2 separate regions of the Homo sapiens genome follow, and region 2 is linked to region 1. The links are chromatin loops, found by intact Hi-C in ENCODE. Cell type or tissue: HepG2. All regions are shown on one strand. Links, peaks and the distances in the headings refer to the core of each region. The heading gives the core; the rest is flanking DNA. Region 1 has its middle 140 kb from the start of TNFRSF19. Region 2 holds the start of C1QTNF9B (C1q and TNF related 9B).

The links. A loop is a pair of places that touch in the nucleus more often than their neighbours do. Peaks named below come from ENCODE experiments on the same cell type or tissue, not always from the same donor. Only the 100,000 strongest peaks of a DNase experiment are listed, where the experiment ranks them.
Region 2: it touches region 1 in a loop (21-fold over the local background); 4 of 110 quality-filtered maps call a loop at or near these places.

Annotation. Positions count from the first base shown.
Region 1 is chr13:23,710,075-23,719,844 of GRCh38, forward strand. No RefSeq gene overlaps it. Among named protein-coding and RNA genes, the nearest start is that of TNFRSF19, 140 kb to the left of the region's middle. In HepG2, for the core only: CTCF peaks have their summits at 5,219 and 5,912 (motif pointing right); DNase peaks (open chromatin) are centred at 5,207 and 5,927; H3K4me3 peaks cover 528 bases.
Region 2 is chr13:23,894,107-23,903,876 of GRCh38, forward strand. It overlaps C1QTNF9B (C1q and TNF related 9B), which reads right to left and starts at 3,396. Exons shown (of 5, transcript NM_001007537.3): 1 at 3,312-3,396; 2 at 3,016-3,120; 3 at 2,715-2,900; 4 at 33-95. The coding sequence starts at 2,880. RefSeq lists an enhancer at 9,354-9,770. In HepG2, for the core only: a CTCF peak has its summit at 5,615 (motif pointing left); a DNase peak (open chromatin) is centred at 5,665; H3K27me3 peaks cover 591 bases.

The DNA of each region.
Region 1 (9,770 bases), core at 1,073-9,072:
ATACATACATGTGTGTATATGCACGTACATATGTACATATGTATATACATGTGTGAGCGTATATACATACATGTGTGTATACACATACACGTGTGTATATATGTATATACATACACTTGTGTATATACACATACACGTGTATGTGTATATACACACACGTATGTGTATATACATGCATGTGTGTATATACATGCAGTGTGTATATATACACATGCATGTGTATATATACATATGTGTATATATGTATATACATATATGTGTATATGTGTGTATATATCTATATACATATGTGTGTATGTGTATATATCTATATACATATGTGTGTATACGTATATACATGTGTGTATATATGTATATGCATGTATTTGTGTATATATATGTATATATATGATTTACAGACAGGTTTCCATGGCAAACAAGAGCAGATGAAACAAGTCCAAGAGAAATGTAAACAGAAAAGACAAGTCTCAGCCAATCTCTGATGAAACAGGAATACAAACTACCCAAAGGCAACTATTTCAATCATCACAACTAAAATCCCTGAAACATGATGAGAACTACCAACTGAATTAAGACAGTGCACTTTTTTATGAATGTAATAGTCACAGGTTCATGAGACTCTAATGACACAAGGGCAGTCACTTTCTACATACAAATGTATCTCCTTGTTTAATGGTCTAGACAAGTGTTACTGCTTTAATTCATGGCCTTACAAAAAAAATTTGTATATCTTCTTCTGAATCTTGACATTTTCTGTAACCTTGGTAGCTAAGTGCTGACAATTATCTAAATGCAAACAGTTGTTGCAAAAGGATGAAATTAGTAATGATGGGTCCACTGCAGAGAGGCAAAATATAGGTTCATGAAGATTCACAACAGCAATAGGTCTAAAGCTGCCAGTCCCTTTCATGTAAAAAGACAGAAACACACACACAGACACATATATTCATACACATTAACAGACAGTGCAGACATGAAAGAGGTTATTTTCATTCATCCACAGCAAAGGCAGAGCTCTGACTTTTCCTGGTGCACAGCAGTCAATAAATGCTCACTGAATGGAAAAATAGTGCCAAATCCAAAGTTACAAAACCTATTGATGTTTAGTAGTGATTATGCCAATAAAACTGCATCATTTCGACTGAAGGGAATATGGGTGAGTTTTTCTACCATTCTTAGTAATGAGAAGCCATTCTGGGTATCTTAGTGCTAGAATTAGAATAATTTCTTGTTTCACAATTTCCTGTCTCTCAATAATTCCTCCTTTCCCAATCAATCTACGAAGATAAATTCAGGTCATTTAGGGTCCTACAAGACTGTTACAGGAAAGCATAAATATACTCCAATGTATGTATACCATCATAATTTGAATATATATAGAAAAAACAAAATTTGATAGTCCCCCTCTGGCTTGGCTTTCCCCATGCCTCTCATTAGTCATAATTGAATAGTCATTTTATTTATAGCCATAGACTTAGCAAAGACGTCAAAGTGAAACAAATCTAGTCAGGTGTGGTGGCTTAGGCCTGAAATCCCAGGCACCTTGGAGGCTGAGCTAGAAGGATTGCTTGGGCCCAGGAGTTCGAGACCAGCCTGGACAATATAGCAAGACCTGTCTCTAACAAAAAAATAAAATATTAGCCAGGTTTGATGACTCACAAATGTAGTTCTATCTACTCAGAAGGCTGAGATGGGAGGAAAAGTTGAGCCAAGGAATTCGAGGCTTCAGTGAGGTATGATTTCACCACTTTATTCCAGTTTAGGTTACAGAGGAAGACCTTGTCTTAAAAAAAAAAAAAAAAAAAAAAAAAAAAGAAGGCCAGGCATGGTGGCTCACACCTGTAATCCCAGCACTTTGGGAGGCTGAGGTGGATGGATCACTGGACATCAGGAGTTTGAAACCAGCCTGGCCAACATGGTGAAACCCTGCATCCCCAAAACACAAAAAGAAGCCAGGCCACCATGATGGCGGTGTAATCCCAGCTACTTGGGAGGCTGAGGAAGGAGAATCGCTTGAACCTGAGGGGGTGGGGTTGGGGGTGGAGGCTGCAATGAGCTAAGATAGCACCACTGCACTCCAGCCTGGGCAACAAAGTGAGACTCCATTTAAAAAAAAACACATACAATCATTTCAGTAGATGATGAAAACAATAAAATTCAACATACCTTTATGATAAAAACTCAACAAAATGTGCAAGAAGGAACATATCTCAGCATAATAAAGGCCATATATGATAAACCCACAGCTAACATCATGATCAATGCAGAAAGGTTAAAAGCTCTTCCTCTAAGATCCGGAATAAGTGTGGTTACTTTTGCCACTTTTATTCATCATAGTACTGGAAGTCCTAGCTACAGCAATTAGACAGGAAAATGCAATAAAAGGCATCCAAATTGGAAGAAAAGGAAGTCAAATTGTCTCTGTTTGCAGCTGATATGATCATATATAAAGAACCCTAAAAATTCCACCAAAAAACCTACTAGATAAATTTAGTAAAGTTGCAAGATACAATATCAACATACAAAAATGAGTAGCACACCCATGCACCAACAGTGAAATACCTATGAAAGAAATCAAGAAAGCTATTTCATTACAAAAAAATGATACCTAGGGACAAACAACCAAAAAGGTGAAAGATCCCACAATGAAAACCATAAAACATAGATGAAAGATATTAAAGCAGACACAAGTAAATGGAAAGATATCCCATGTTCATGCACTAGAAGAATATTGTTAAAATACCTATATCACCCAGTGTGATCTACAGGATCAATGCAACCCATGTTAAATTACAAAAGACATTCTTCACAGAAATAGAAAAAAAACCTAAAATTCACACAGAAATGCAACATACCTCAGAGAGATAAAAGAATCTTGAATAAAAAGAAAAAAGCTGGAGGCATCACACTACCTGATTTCAAAATATACTACAAATGTATAGTAACCAAAACAGCATGGTACTGCAAAAAAAAAAAAAAAAAAAAAAAAAAAAAAAAAGAGTGAGGGAGCAACAGACAGACATAGACAAATGACAGACAGACAACAGAATAGAGAACTCAAAAATAAATTCACACATTTACAGTCAACTCATTTTTAACAAAGGCACCAGGAACACACATTTGGGAAGGACAATCTCTTCAATAAACTGTGCTAGGAAAACCCAACACCCACATGTACAAGAATCAATCTAGACTGTTATCTTACCATATACAAAAATCAACTCAAAATAAAGATAATTTCAGTGTAGGCCCTGAAACTATGAGACTACTAGAAAATAAAAAATAAGATAAATGCTTCATGAAATTGATTAGGACAAGGAATTTTTAAATAGACATCAAAAGCACAAGCAACAAAAGCAAAAATAGACAAATGGAATTGCATTAAACTTAGAAGCTTCTGCAAAGCAGAGGAAGCAATCAGTAGAATGAAGAAACAATCTAGAGAATGGAAGAAAGTATTTGCAAGCTATGCATCAGGCAAGGGGTTAATACACACAATAGATAAAGAACACAAACTACTCAAAAGCAAAAATACATATAACCCGATTTAAAAATCAGAAAAAGATCTACCCAAAACCTTTGTCCCCCACCATTATTTCCCCACTTTCTTTTTCTGACAGCCTTCAGTTCTCTCCTTGTCATCAGCCTTTTTCTTCATGTACCCCAAAACTTTTTCCCCACCGTCTTTTTGCAAAGCCTTCTCTACTCCCCCATTCACCATACTTTTTCCCCATCCATCTACCCAAAAACTTTTCCCCACGTTTTTCCCCACCATCATTTCCCACTCTTCTGGGCAACCTTGTTTTTCTCTCTCCTGCTCTCATCACCCTCTTTTGCTCCTCCATCTACCCAAAAACATTTCCCCCATCTTTTCCCAAAGCCTTCTCCCGACTCCTGCTTCTCACCACCCTCTTTTCCCCCTCCATCTTCCCAAACACTGTTTTCCCCACGTCTTTCCCCCTCTCCTTGCCACCCTCTTTCCCTTCTCCATCTATTCAAAAACATTTCCCCACTGTCTTTTTGCAAAGCCTTCTCCCAACTCCTGCTCACCATCCTCTTTTCCTCTCCATCTACCCACCCAATTTTTCCCATCTTTTTACAAAGCCTCCCCCCAACCCTGACTTCCCACTCGCCATCTTCTTTCCCCTAACCTGCTTGTCACCCTCTTTTCCCTGTCCATCTGCCCAAAAACTTTTTCCTCACCATCTTTTCTTTCTCCACGGTCTTTCTTTTCCTGCCCACCATCTTTTTGCAAAACCTTGTCTCCCTCCAGCTTGCCAACCTCTTTTTTCTTCTCCTGCTTGCCATCCTCTTTTCCCCCTCTATCTACCCAAAAACTTTTCTCCCCACTGTCTTTTCTCCATATCATCTTTTTGCAAAACCTTCTCTCCCTCCTGCTCACCACCCTCTCTTCCCCCTCCCTCTCAGCACCCTCTCTTCTCCTCCCACTTGCCACCCTCTTTCTTGCCCTCCATCTACCCACAATGTTTTTCCCCACTGCCTTTCTTTTCTTCCCACAGTGTTTTTCCCCACCATCTTTGCAAACCTTCTCCCCCTCCTGTTTGTCTCCCTGTTTTTCCGCCTCCATCTACCCACTTTTTTCCACCATCTTTTCCCCACCATCTTTTTGCAACTCCTTCTTCTGCTCGCCCCGCCATCCACTTTTCCCTTTGGCACTCACCACCCTCTTTACTCCTCCATCTACCCCAAAACTATTTCCTTCCTCCTACCACTCCAGCTGGCTGCAGTCTCCGTTGCTGCCACCAACCACAGCGATGTGAGCCACAGTGGCACAGGCTGCAGCATCCAGCGTGTAGCAGGTGGCTTCTCCCTCTGGTCCTCTAAGCTGGGAACAGAGCAGCTGGTCAGGAAGACACAGAAGAGCCTTAAATGGGCTGATTTCAGCATCATTTATATACAGATGTTATGCAAATGAGGTTTCTGGACTACATGTTCTGATTGGATGAGAGCAAGCCTGAGGACAACCAATTAGATCATGAAAATAAAGTCCAATCAGAGTAGGTCTAGAGGTTTACTCTCATCCAATCCAAATTTGGAGACCAGGAACCACATTCCCATAACCTCAGTATATAAGGTATGCTGAGGAGGCCTCAAGCCATTCCAGGCTCTTCTGTGCCTGTGGGACTACATTCTCTGTGCCGGGCTTAGAGAACACGAAGAGGGAGCCATCTGCCACACTCTGGAGGCTGAAGCCTGCACCAGTGCTGCTCGCCTCACTGTGGTAGGTGGTGGTGATGGAAACTGCAGATCGGCCAGAGTGGTAGAAAAGTTGCTGCAGGGTAGGTATGCTCTCTGGGGCAACCGCAGACTGCGGTTGGGTGTGCTGTTAGGGCTGCACTGCCCATGGCTGCACTGTGCATGGTAAGGGGGGCTGGTTTGGGGTGCTATCCGGGTTTGCATTGCAGGCGGTGGGGCCAGCTGCGGTATGGCGGTGGCGGGGGGTGGTTACACTGCCAGAGGCTACACTGCCCGAGCCAGGAGGCGGGTTATGTCCGCTATTGTGGACTGCTGGCGGCAGGGTGATGGGTTGGGTTGGGTGAGCTATCCGAGGCTAGAATACTGGCGGGGGTGGGGGGGGGCAGTTTGGGGGCACTGACAGGGGTGTGGGGCATTCGTTATCAGGCAGCTCAGGGCTGGCTGGGGGCACTATACGGGGCCATGGAGGGTAGCAAGTTGGGGGTGCTATCTGGGACTGCACTGCCTGTGCCAGGGAGGGCACGGTTTGAAGCCCTACGATGTGCTGGAATGCCTGTGGCAGGGATGGGTCGGGGGCCCTATCAGGGGCTGCACTGCTGGTGGCTGTGGGCAGCAGAGGTGGCAGCGAATAGTGGTGGCCTCCAAAGAAGGGGCTGTTCTCCTCTTCCTGGACTCCAGACTCTAGAGGGCGACAACGTCCTGCTCCTGGTGGAGCTCCGCAGGCGCACAGCATTTCCTCAGGAATCCTGAACACAGCAGGGCCCCCACACCACCGTGGTTCCCTGGCCTGAGCCCTCTCACTCTGTGTTGTGGAGACCACCTGGGACCCCTGGGCACGGAGTAGCAGATACCATGGGGAGAGAGGGCCCTGTAGGCTGAGGCATTGGGAACGGGCACTTGGGTGGAGAGGGTTGGCTGGGTCTCAGTTTCTGCTGCTCCCACCCTCCGAGGAAGGTATCCCCTGTCCCCCGGGGTTCCTGTGGAGTGGGGAGCCGGGCACTGCCATGTCTCCAGTCCCCACCCCAGGCCCCAGTTCCTGGCCGCTTAGACCAAAAGGAGAGGCTGGACTTTGGAGGGAGGGTGCGAGTGCCTTCACTGAAACTGGCCAGTGGCGGGCATGACAAGGTGAGGCTCTAACTCTACCACCTCCTCCATCCTGTTCTAGGTTTTTCTGGCTTTGCCTGCCCAGCTGCTCCATGCCTGGCTAGAGGAGAAGGAGGAGCCACATGTGGTACACTGGAGGCTGGAGCCTGCAGATGGCATGGCTCTGCGGCTCACCTTGCTGCAGTTGGTGGTGGTGACAGAGACTGCAGCTTGACTGTAGTGGTAAGAGGATGCCTGTGGCAGCCAGATGATAGGGGCCTTATAGGGTGGGCCAGTGCATTGAGGGTGACAGCAGAGGTGGTTGTATTGGCATCAGTGCTAGTGGTGGCAGCAGCAGCAAGTCTGGGAAAAGAAAAGATGAAAAAGAAAAATTCACAACTGCCAGATCTTCTCCTGTCTGGAAGTGTTGTGTGTGCTGCCAGTACAGGACACCCGTGGGCCACTGGAGGGGGAATTCAAGACCTTTTCTATGGTGTTTAAAGACAAGGGCGAGTTGTAGGTGGGAACCAAAGTCAAACAAACAGGTGGGGAGGAGAGCTGGGTACTCCCTTTCCCTGACTCAGCCTTTTATTGATGAAGGCAGGGATGGGATGGGGAGAGCTCACCTGGCAAAGACTCCACACAGGTGTGCAGCACACCCTGATGGGGCCAGAAAATGTCACTGTGAGCCCTAGGGGTGAAAGACACAGTGATGGGCTGCTGGGCAACTACCAAGTGTAGAGATCCTGAGTGCCCAGAGAGTTACCAACCACTTCCCTTCCCTGTGCAGATCAGTGGAGGCAGATACATACACAAAATGGGAAGGGGAAAGAAAACGGCTTTCAGATCTCCCCACCATAGAGACTATAAGATTATTCCAGAATGGCCACAATTTTTTCACTGCCCACTCTGGGCCAAACAGTGTCCATACACTACGTCATTCTTATGAGGGTTACTTAGTTCCATTTTATGATGAGGACATTTAGGCTCAACTTGTCCCAGGTCACATAACTGTTAAGTAATTGTATTTTCCAAGAATGATCCTCTTTCAACCTCACGATGATGCTTCCATGGTTGGAAAATAAAATTATTCACAAAAGTGAAAGTACTAGGGGCAGCTGCAGGGCTACAGGCCTTTGAAGACATTGCTCAGTCTCTTCAGATAGTTTCTTTCACATGTTCTATACCTTGGTTCCCCAAAACAACTCCTCCATTAAGACTGCTCAAAATTGAAATAACACTGTGGCACAGATGTTTTGCCCATCAAATTCACAAAGATCAAAAAGGAAGGACTGAATAGGCAGAGTGGGTATGTGTTAAGAAAACATGTTCTCATACACTGTACTACTTGTGGCAATATAAACTGATAAAACTTTGTAGAGGGAAATATGGCCAAGTGAGTCAAAAGTTTTAAACCTGTTAATATCATTTGGCTCAGAAATTCTACTTGTAGGGATTTATCTTAAGGAAATTTTCACAAATGTACACAAAGATTAATTACAAAGATGTTTAGCTTCAATGTTGTTTGGAAACTAACATAACGTGCAATAGAGGCCTGGTGAACTGAGTACTGGGACCTTCACACTGCACAGGGGAGCAAGAACCTCTTCTCTTGCCTCTGCTTTGTGGGATTTTCCAAAATCCTCCTGGCTTCTTTTCCCTTCCCTTCCTTCTTCCCAGAGCAGGGGCCAGCTTTACCTCAGTTGGTAGGTCACACACATTGGGTGGAGATGGTCAAAGGTCCTCTGCTTGGACAAGTTGCTCCCTGTCTTCATTCCTCTGGCCAAGGCCAGTGTTAGGTGGGGACTGGTGAGCTGTCTGGCCCCACAGGGCTAAGCTTTCCTTTAGGTGGGTTTATCCCACTTCTCAACAGTCTAACAAAGAACAGATTCCACAAGCCCACTTCGTCTCTTGCTGCAAGCTATGCCTTCCGATTCTGCCTTCATTAGAAATAAGGGTGATATTTTGGTTCTCCACCTGCTATTTCTCGATTTGGGTGGGGAAGATGGGTGCTACTTACTGAACTCTCCCAAAGACCTTCAAGAACACTGAGCAGAATACCATCTAGCCATAAAAACTGATGTAGAAAAATACTTATGATTGGAGGAAAATCATGGGATTTTAAAGCAAAATAGCAGGTTACAAAACAGCATGTAATAAACAGCTGAAAAAAAACAGGGGCATAGCAATGTATTGTGGTTATTTTCATCTTGCTTTAACCTGTTTGATTTCAAGCTTTATTTTATTTGCACGCAAAGCATCCTAACTGCTGTTGGCAGTCCTTGTGTGCTATGAGACATCCTCACAGTATCCTTCTAAGAAATTCACTGTTTTACTCAAGCTAGTTGAAATTTGCATTCTATCACTGCAGTTAAGAGAGTAAACAAATAAAATGTTCATGTTTCTAAAAACCCTGAAGAAGACAGATTGACAGAGCTACCTTGTATAGCCAGAGAAAAGCAATTTACCTTCCAATTTTCTCAATATGACAGTATTTCATCTATCTCTGAAGATATAAAGACTAAATTAAAAGTGGTAATGTGGACATTAATAAGAAAAGAAAGGGAAATAAGAATTATGAGGATTCATATGTGCTAAGTACATTCAGAAATTTACAATTTCCTAACAAAATGGAAATGTTCTATCAGTTGGAAAAGCATGCAGAAACAATTGTACTTCCATTCAGACATTACCTTTTGAAGCCTGTCACCCCAGTGAGTGAGGGAAGGAAGTAAACATATCTACCAGAGGCAGGAAAAAAACTTACTTCAAAAGATCACTTAGCAAGAACTTCTTAATTATCAACGAAGCTTTGGTGAAGATGCAGCCAGCTGGATATCATACAACAGACACTATATTAGTCACTAGTTAAATAAAGATGAAAGGATACAAGTCCTGACTTCAATTTGCCCACAGTTTAGTGGGGAGATAAACATGGATAAAGTATAATTATAGGTTTCATTTCGTATGCTGGGTACAATGGTGTGTGCCTGTAGTAGTTACAGCTACTCAGGAAGCTGAGGTGGATTTTTGAGCCCAGGAGTTTGAGGCTGCAGTGAGCTATGGTCACACCTATGAATAGCCACTGCATTCCAGCCTGGGAAACATAGCAACACTCTATCTCTTAAAAAAATTTAAAAGAAATTGGATCACGCAATTATGGAGGCTGGCAAGTCCAAAATCTGCAGGGTTGGTTGGCAGGCTGAAAACCCAGGGAAAGACAATGCTGTGGTACAGGTCTGAAGGCAGGCATGTGGACACCCAGGAGAAGCTGATGGTGCAGATAAAGGCAAGAGGCAGTATTCTCAAGAATCCCCTCTTGCTTGGGAAGGTTGGTCTTGTTCTATTCAAGCCTTCACATGATTGGACAGGGCCCACCTATATTTGGAGGGCATTGTTTTACTCAAAGTCCACTAATTCTAATGTTATTTTCATCTATAAACACCCTCACAGAAACACCAAGAATAAAT
Region 2 (9,770 bases), core at 722-8,721, 180 kb after region 1:
GAATTAGAGCACCATAAATAGGAACTACTAACCTCGTTCTCCCTTCTCTCCACTCGTCCCATCCTTCCCCGGGCTGCCAGGACATCCTGGTTCTCCTAGGTGGAAAAGCAGAAAACAGGCATGAGTTGAAATTCCATTTCTGATTTTTCTGGCCATTGGTCTCCATCAGCCATGTGTTGGAGAGTCTGGGGGTGACCCCCGCCCTGACGGGCACTCTGTCCTCCACACGAGCGCAGGTGGAGAGAGGCAGGCATGAGCGGGCATCTGGGGTGCTGAGCTGCGTGGGATAAGTGACCTAAGAAATGAACTGAGTGACTTCCCAAGCGCCCATCTCTAGGACGTGCCTAGAGCGCACAGCAAGACAGGACGAAGAGGGAGTGTGTGCAATGGGGACTGACTGTCACAATTGATTGTGTTCCTCTCCTGCGACAAGGACTTGGGACGTGGTCTGAATGTTGGAGGTGCGAGGAGGTTTCCTCACTCTGTTTCTCTTCCATTACTCTTGAGGAGAGTGGAATGGAAGATTTACTAGGCTCCTATGAAAACACAGATGACTATGGTTACGTGACACTATCCCAAGATAGAAGAGAGAGTTCTGGAGGGATCCCTCTAGTGCCTTACACTGGGGGAAATGCTACTAATCGAGCTGGCAGAGAACATCAGGTGAGTGGGGCTCTGCTGACTACACTCAAGTCCTTGTGCTCAGAACAGGCCCCCCTGAGCTCCAGGTCGGCGTGCTATCCGTCAGCGGGTTGAAGGTGGCTCTGGCTATGGCAGTAGAGTGCTCATTGGGCCACAGCTCACCCCAGACTCTGGCTTCTCACAAAGCAGCAGAGACTCCCATACTTCAGACCCACTGACGTGGCTGTGGGGCGACAGGCGCAGGCTGGGCCGGCTTGCAGGTCCTGAGACAGGACTGACACAGGCAGACTTATTTCTGTCACGATGTCTGTTCTCCTGGGACACCAGCGCTCCTGAGTGGGGCCTTGGTCAGCGTGGGACCTCTGAATGGAGGGGGCTTATCCCTACATTTGCCCCTCCCTGCGCTCCCCTTCCCTCCCCTCTACTGGCTGCTCCCCTGTGTCTTCCTCTCCTTCCCTCTTTTTGTTCCCCTGCTTGGCTCTCGTTTCTCCCATTCTCTAGAGCAGTGGCCTCTGAGCTTTCATGATCACGCACCACAACTCACAAAGCATGAACACAGACCCCAATCAGTAGACATTTATATGTTTCTACATTATGCACAGGTAGTATATGAAAAATATGTTTGGTATAAAACATACACAAAAATACACTTTAAGATGGTAAGATAAAAATGAAGTAAATTTTTAGTGTGAGCAATGTGATTGAATGTCCTTCTAAGAAAGAATATATATTACAAATAATACTTATGAATTACATAGAAAAAATAGATATAACATTTGCTTCTAAGAAGTATGTAAAACTTGAAAGAATGGACATTGGTGAGCAGAGGAGAGAAATTCAACACGGAAGAGGTAGAGAAATTTGGTATTGAATATAGAAGTGTTTGTCTTAGTTCTCTGTATTTTGTATCACCTATTTATCTCCTTTTATGTGTAATATTTTATAACAAAAATTTAAAAAATGAAAATCCTAAACATTCAGAAATAAAATACACACAGACACAGACATACACACACACACACACACACACACACACACCACTGTGGTCACAGTGTGAGGGCAGAAGACCTGATTTCATTAAGGGTAAGGTTTTAGTATTCATTTGGACTGGGCTATTTGCTACCGGGGGACTGGAACAGTCTCAATGAGCTGGAGATGTGAGGAGCCAGGAGAAGACACCTCACAGAGCAGATGTGCCGGTTAGAAAGAAATAAAGTTGCTTCCTGGTGACCCTTGGCTTCATCCAGCCCATTCAAAAAACTATCAGGCCACCAAATGCCATAAAGTGAGACATGTTAGAAACACAAACTTATTTGTAAAAAGGTCCATAGAAGTTTTGATATTTTCTTTCTAATGCCACTGAACTGTGCTCTTAACCCAGTGAATCATTCTGCATAAGTCTTAGATATGTGACCCTATGGTCAAGACCAGGCCTCAAGAATGGTACCCCATTCAGAAACCAAGTCTATTGGTTGTTGTTATGGAAAGCACTCAGACTTCCAGGCTTTGGCAAATCTCCCTCCCAGAGGATGGATTCTGTCCCCAGATCCCCAGACCCTGCCTAGGTCATAGATTCATAAGCAGCAGCTGTATGTGTCATCTGTCACTCCGCATCTCCTGCTTCATGACATGATATGGTATTAGCTCTCACCTGCACTGCAGCTGGGTGCTTGCTGCCAAATAATTCATGATCAGATCTCTCTATTGGCCTCGTGTTGCCAAAAATCCAACATACCTGTCACCTGAGGTGGGAGGATCCATGACATTGTATACTACTGAAAATGTCCTGCGGTGTCAGAGATGAGAGAACCCAGGAGGGCAGGGGTCATGGCGATCTGGCCCTGTGCTCTCCACCAGCACCTGGCACAGAGTCTGGCATGGAGCAGACCCCGTGAGTGTTGCTGGGCAGATGGGTGGATGGATGAATGGGGTCAGGCTCCAGTGAATGTTGCTGGGTGGATGGATGGATGGGTTGTGAGTGGGTAGGTGGAAAACCACACAGATGATGAGTGAATGAGATGAAAGTAATGAAGAGAGAAGCTCAAAGGCAGCCGAAGCCGTCAGGTGAGTACCTGCATCGCCTTTGTCACCCTTCGCTCCGTCTCGTCCATCTCTTCCAGGCAGACCATTGTGACCGGGGTTCCCAGGGATTCCAGGGTGCCCTTGCCTGCAGGTGTCCTGTGAGTTTATGTTCCCTGTGCAGATTTCAATGGCAAGCAGAAGCCACCAGATCCTCATGGTTCAGATGACAGACTGAACTGAAAGAGGGAAACAGAAACCCAGAGGAGAAACCTTTGTTGCTGGGGCCCTGGACACAGCCTCCGTTCTGTGCAGTGGGAAATGGATGAGCTGTCCCCTGCCCCAGACCCACACCTGGACAGACTTGGCAGAAGACTCAGGGCAGGGGAGCAAGCTGGTTATTACCAGGATGACATTGTCCTTGGAAGGTAACACTTGTGATTGGAACCACTCTTCAAGCTGAACGGGCAATAAAAAAAAGCCAAGTTTAAGGTCAGGATACTCTTCCGTTCATCATTTCACTTTGAAGAAATCACTTCTCTTAACCACAGACCAATGCTTACTTATCTCACAGGACTATTGTAAAAATCAAATTTTATCACAATATGCATAAAGGCACATGACAAATAGTGAAGCAAACATAGCATTACCATCTGATCCAGCAATTCCACTGCTGTGCATCTACACAAAATAATTGAAAGCAAGGACTAGAACAGATGTCCATGTTCGTAGTTGCATTATTTTCCATAGCAACCCAAGGGTCCCTCAGTGGATAAACAGATACATGCAATGTGGTAGGTCCATACAATGGAATATTCTTCAGCCTTAGAAAGAAAAGAAATTCTGACATGTGTTACATGAATGGACCTCGAGAACATTATGCTAAGTGAAACTAGCTAGTCACAAACAGACAGACCTGGATAACTTCAGTTATAAGAGGTTCCTAGAGCCGTCAAACTCATATAAAGAAAAAGTAGGATGATGGTTGCCAGAGGTGAAGAGAGAAGGAAATGGGAGTTGTTTGATGGGTACAGAGTTTGGGAAGATTTTAAAAGAGTTCTGGAGATGGGTGGTGGTGATGGTTGCACAACAAAGAGAATGTACTTAATGCCACTGAACTGTGCCCTTAAGATGGTTAAGCTGGTTAGTTTTATGTTATATATTTTTTTTACCACATTAAACAATTAAATTAAATTTTTAAAAAAGTAAAGCATTCCAAACAGTCTTACTGTAATGAGAGGTATTCTTTGAGTCAGGGTCTTGTTTTTCTAGGAGGCCACTGTGAAGAAGGGCCACACACACAGAAAACATCACCTAGTTCGGGAGAAGTGCATTTTCAAGTCCTTTCCTCTGTAGACACTGCCCCCACCCCAGGTTATCCATGCAGTTTCCCCCGCAGCAGGAGCTAAGACAACGCTTGGGCAGTGCTCCAAACGGAGCAGCAAACGCAAGGCCTGGAAGGAAGATGAAACGTGGATGGCTGGGCCTCCTGACTCAGCAACGCTCCCACTCAGGGCTGTGGAGCACCCTGTTACTCTCCCACATGGCGCTTGTCATGGCAGGGGCTTGACACTTGTTTACATAATTGTAGGATGAAGAATCTGACTCCCCGCCTGACTGTATTTCCTCATTATTGCCTTCCCAGTACTCAATATTAAACTTGGAACAGCAGATTGAACAAATACTTGTTGAATGAAATTAATGTATCATCATGGGAGATGTCTTAGGATATATATATAATTTTTGGAGACAAGGTCTTGCTCCATCACCAAGGCTGAAGTACAGTCATGCAATCACAGCTCACTGTAGTCTCAACCTCCCAGCTCAAGTGATCCTCCTGCCTCAACCTCCCAAGCAGCTGGGACTACAGGCATGCACCACCACACCCGGCTAATTTTTTTTTTTTTTTTTTTTGAGATGTAGTTTCACTCTTGTGACCCAGGCTGGAGTGCCATCTCTGCTCACTGCAAACTCCGCCTCCCAGGTTCAAGCAATTCAGCTTCTCGAGTAGCTGGGATTACAGGCGCCATCACCACGCCCGGCTAATTTTTGTATTTTTAGTAGAGACGGGGTTTCACCATGTTGGCCAGGCTGGTCTCAAACTCCTGACCTCAGGTGATCTGCCCGTCTTGGCCTCCCAAAGTGCTGGGATTACAGGCATGACCCAATGCCACTGGCCCTAATTTCTCTTCTCTTCTTTTCTTCTTTTTTCCTTCCTTCCTTCCCTCCCTCCCTCCCTTTCGTTTTCTTTCTCGCTTTCTTTTTTTTTTTTTTTTTTTTTGAGACTGGGTCTAACTCTGTTGCCCAGGCTGGTCTTGAATTCCTGAGCTCCCACCTCAGTCTCCCAAAGTGCTAGTATTACAGGCTAAAGCCCCTGCACCTGACTTTTAGGATTTAAAAAATTAAAGTAAAACAAAAACGTGGGCCTAGTGCAACTGGTCAGAACCCAGATCCTCTCACAGTGCTGATAGCCACGTAAATCTGCACATCTTTCTGGAAAAGTTAAAGAGCAAAAGACATCTATGTCTTTCACCCTGTATTCCTATCCCTAAAGTTCTTCCTAATGTTCCAAAACTGTGTGCCAATTGTGTGCCATTACCTGCAGCATTATCTATAACAGGTGAAAAAGTGCATACTACATACTATGTAACAATAGGGGAAAGGTTTACTATGTGTAATAGTATGTAACTGCTGCAATAATCATGAAGGTCATGTAGAAATATGTGAATGATATATGTTGTGCTGAATTTTGATAGCAGACTAAAATGCCATGCACATTATAAATGTACTTAACGACTGTATGAATATTGACAAAAACTCAAAGTGAGTATGTGCAAATAAAGATGGTTGCTTTAGAATGCGGGGCAGTTATGGGAGCTTTTCATTTAAAAAATGCTTTTTTATAGTGCCTACACAAATATTTCTAGATTTTGAAAACCAGCAAGACTCTCTGTCATCCAAAGACTGTATTGCCATCTGGTGGAAATGTCACAGGGTGCAGTCTAATGCAAATGGAGTATTTTTAGAAAAGGAAATGCAGATGTTTCTCTTTGAAGTCACAAATCCGCTCCATTCCAGGAAATTGAGTTGAGTTTTCTTGGAGCCAAATTCCATGAAGAATATACATGAGCCTCCTTTGTTAAACTCAGAAGTGGCTGGAAACAGTCAAATCGAAATTCCATCAACCAAACTTTGTTGAGGGTTCTATAATTTTCATTTTAGCCTTTCAAAATGTGGAGTACAACTATTCCAGGAATAAAATGATCAGAAGATCATAAAGGTGTCAGGTTAGGATAAACTCCAACTTGCTCTCCAGGGAAGAAGCCGCCAGCCTGGAAGCAAATGGTTACTCTTCTGTAATTCTTTCACTAGCTTTGCATACTTGATGTAGGTAGAGTCTATCTAGCTTGTTTATACAGCATGTAGACAACCTTCAGCAAATGATTTTGATTAACTAATATGCGTTCTCCCAAATACGCAGCAAAGTAAGTTGTGGCACTATTTCTGTTCTATTTGTTTGCTTGTTTGTTTGTTTATAGAGATATAGTCTCATGATGTTGCCCAGGCCAGACTCGAACTCCTAGGCTTAAGTGGTCCTCCTGCCTCAGCCTCCTGAATAGCTAGGATTAGAGACATGGCCACCACCCAGCTCAGCACTATTTATTCATAAGAAAATTTAGAAAGTTTATACCTCCTATTTAGCCTCTTCTTTAATGTAGAACATTGAGGGTTTGCACAAGGAATATAGAAGAAATTATATTAATGTTATTTTGAAAAATAAAAAATTACATTTGTGCCTCTCACAAAGTTATGGGTTGGACTCTCAGTTTCATTAGTTCAACTACAGTTACACTCTCGACTTTTTTAATTCTGGGTCTGGTCTTTTTCCAGGAGTGCCTTCTGGAAAGAGCTAGGAGCCTCTTCTGTCTCCCATCTTTCCCTGCAATCACCCACTCTCTCTCTCATCTGAATTACTGTCCTCCCCAGTCCCCACTTACTCTGTACACCACACCTAGACTAGTGATCACTTAGTAGGCACCAACCTGGGTTAGAGCTTTATGAAGATGGTGACTGCATTTTTCTACTTCCTTATTTTCAGTGCCTTATTTTCAGTCAAGTATTTGTTGAATGAATCAATGCAGGCATGCAAGAAATACTATCCTGGTTCCAAATGTGTGTGGACCATCACTTGGGAAGGTGACTGGGTATCAACTCTGATCCTTGTCAGTGCTTTTGTGGAGTTACTAGTTATCTCCAATACCCCTTCTCACCTTCATCCAGAGTAATAGAAATTTTGGCTGGGCTCCTAGCCCCCCACGATAGACTGCACTCCCTAGCCTCCCTTGCAGCCTGGATATGACCGTGAAACTAAATTACGGGCCATGGGAATGAGCAAAAAAAAAGTGAGGCGTGTAATTGTGTGCAATGACCGGCCTTAAAGGGTAAGGGGGTGCCCTTTCCCGCTTCCTGTGTGGGGGTGAGCATGGCATGGTGAACCATGTGGGACTCCTTGAAGGAGGGCAACAGAGTTTGGGGACAGAAAATCCCTGGCCTCAGATGACTCCACAGGCCAGACCTGTCCTGCCAGCACATCTTTGACATGAGCACATGAAACAGAAATAGACTTCTACCTTGCATAAGCCACTGTTATTTGGGGTCTTGACACACAGCTGAGCCCACATCCTGACTAATACAAGGCGTGCACTGCCCAAGGTGTGGCTGCTCATCAGAAGTGAGGAGGCTTGCAGACTACTGTAGTCAGCCAGAGTGACAGCTGTTGGGGACTCACTGAGCATAAAACCCTCCCAGTAATATATGTAAAAAGGAACAACAGTCACTGCCTTAGACAGATCAAGACAAGATCTCTATACATTCATATCGTATGAATGTATAGAGACTAGAGGTCATTCTGCAGAATGCTGTGATCGCATGAGTCAGACATACTGGCTTGGTCGGGGCAAAGGGACACATACTGCAAATAACTTTGAAGTTATTGTTTTTTAGTCCCCCCAAAATAGGTTCTTATTTAATTCATTTATTTCTGGCTCATTTCCCTATGCTTTACCTATATTTGTCCTTTGCTAAAGAATCTCTTGATAAATGTTCACCCAGTGCCCTTCCTGATTAATTTTCTCCAAGAACATCATGTCCTTAATTCAACGGCCAGGGTTATCACTCCTCAAGATTCTTAACTCTCCAAAACTAAGATTTAATACAAACCTGCTAGAAATCAGCTGAGTGGTATCTCCCGGGTTTCCAAACCTCAGAGCCTCAGCTTCCTCCTGCATGCACTGGAAAGGATGAACACCCTCCCAGATCTGACGATCTAAGAGTCCAATAGCTCTAGGGTGCCTTCATCGAATATATTCTCTTTCATGCACTCTCTCTATTGTGCACTTCATAGATTTCTTCTTCAACATATATTGATGGTTTTCTCCTACACTGTAAATTAGCACAGCCATAAATATGAAAATGTATACAAGTTGAATACGTGAACCTGATCAAAAAAAAAAGTACACATTAAAATTTGTGCAAAATAAGCTATAAGCTTCTCTAGAAAGCTCTGTTAAAAAGGTCCATTATTCTCATGACTTATTAATGGTTTCTCTCTCTCCTCCTAGCCAGTGGTAGTGTTCTAGCAGAATTTCAAAACCTGCCTTTGTCTCCTCTTCAGCCTCCTCGAGAATAAATTTTGAAAGCGGCTTACCCCTTTCCTACCCAAAACTCTATAGACATCTGACTATTCTGCAAATTAATAAGCAGGATTATCCCACAGATAATATAAGTGCTGTTTTAGGACCTAGATGCCTTAAATTGAATGTAAATAAATCTTTTCCTAATGAACTTACCTGGACCCGAGGGCTGCAGGCTGGACCCAGATACTGCGCAAACCAAGAATCAAGGACCAGCTAAATAAAATCAGCCTTCCTGCCATACAATTCCCCAGTGGATATGTCTGCAAAATAGCAGGAAGGGGAGGGAACAGAGGAAGGCCAAGATGTCTTCGAAGAGCTTCAAGAATTACGGCAACACTTAAATCAGGTAGCATCTTCTACCAGCACCACTTACTTTAGAAAAGTTAACTCCTTTTGAATGAAATGAGGGAATACTTTCAAGGGGAGTCTGAAGGAAGGAGTGCCCCAGGCAGGTTTCTTTTTCAAAGTGATGTTCATGCCTTTGCTTCAGTGCTTCTCCCTGACCTTGGGGTAATTATGGGCAACAGGACAAAACTGAAGGCTGCTAACAGTGGCTGGGTCTCATTTGGATCCCAGACCATTAGAATTCCTATCACTTAGATTTTCAGATGTGTGTGTCGTAATGCCTTACGAGTTTAGGCATTTGTGTAGGTAAGGATTCAGTGCCCATTCCCCTCTCACTCACAATCACACACTCCATCTAACGCGGAGAACGCGGTGCAACCATTTGTTCTATGCCAATCATGGATTCACTTTCCTCGTGTTTAGTAGTAACATTTATCTAAAACTTATGAATAGCTTCTAGAGGACAGAGGAGCCCAGCCCGGTTTCCCCAGATGCCGCGGTGCACCGAGCAGGAGCAGAGGCCACGCGGGAGCCGGGTGTGCGGGTGGGTACCGGCCGCGCCCCTGCTCGGAGGCGGCGACTCCCTCCCCCGCCTTACTCACACCGTGCCTCAGTTTCCCCGTCAGTGCAGCGGACAAGACAATGCCGAGGTCCCAGGCGGGCGGCAGGATCCAATTAGTCCGTGTAAAATGAGAGGCATCTGGCTTCTCCCGGGCACCCCGCAGCCTGCCCCGCCTCTTAGTGGCTAAAGGCAGGGAGCCCCTGAGTCCCAGCGCGGCTGGGGGCTCTCAGCAGTTCTGGCCGAGCTCCCTCCCGCCCGCGTCGCCTGGCCTCGAACCGCTGCACCGCGGGCGGCCCCGACGGGTTCCCGACCTCCCGCTGGGGACACCTGTCCCGCCGCCCGGCCCTTCCCCGCCTCCCGCGCCTCCGCCCCAGGGGAGCTCCGGGACAGGCCCACCTAGGCAGCCTGCCGGCGCAGACCCAGCGAGGGAAGGCCAGTCTCGGGCCTCCAACCGGACACGCGCTCCCCATTCCGGGCTCTCCCACGTCTGCACACTCCAGCCCAGC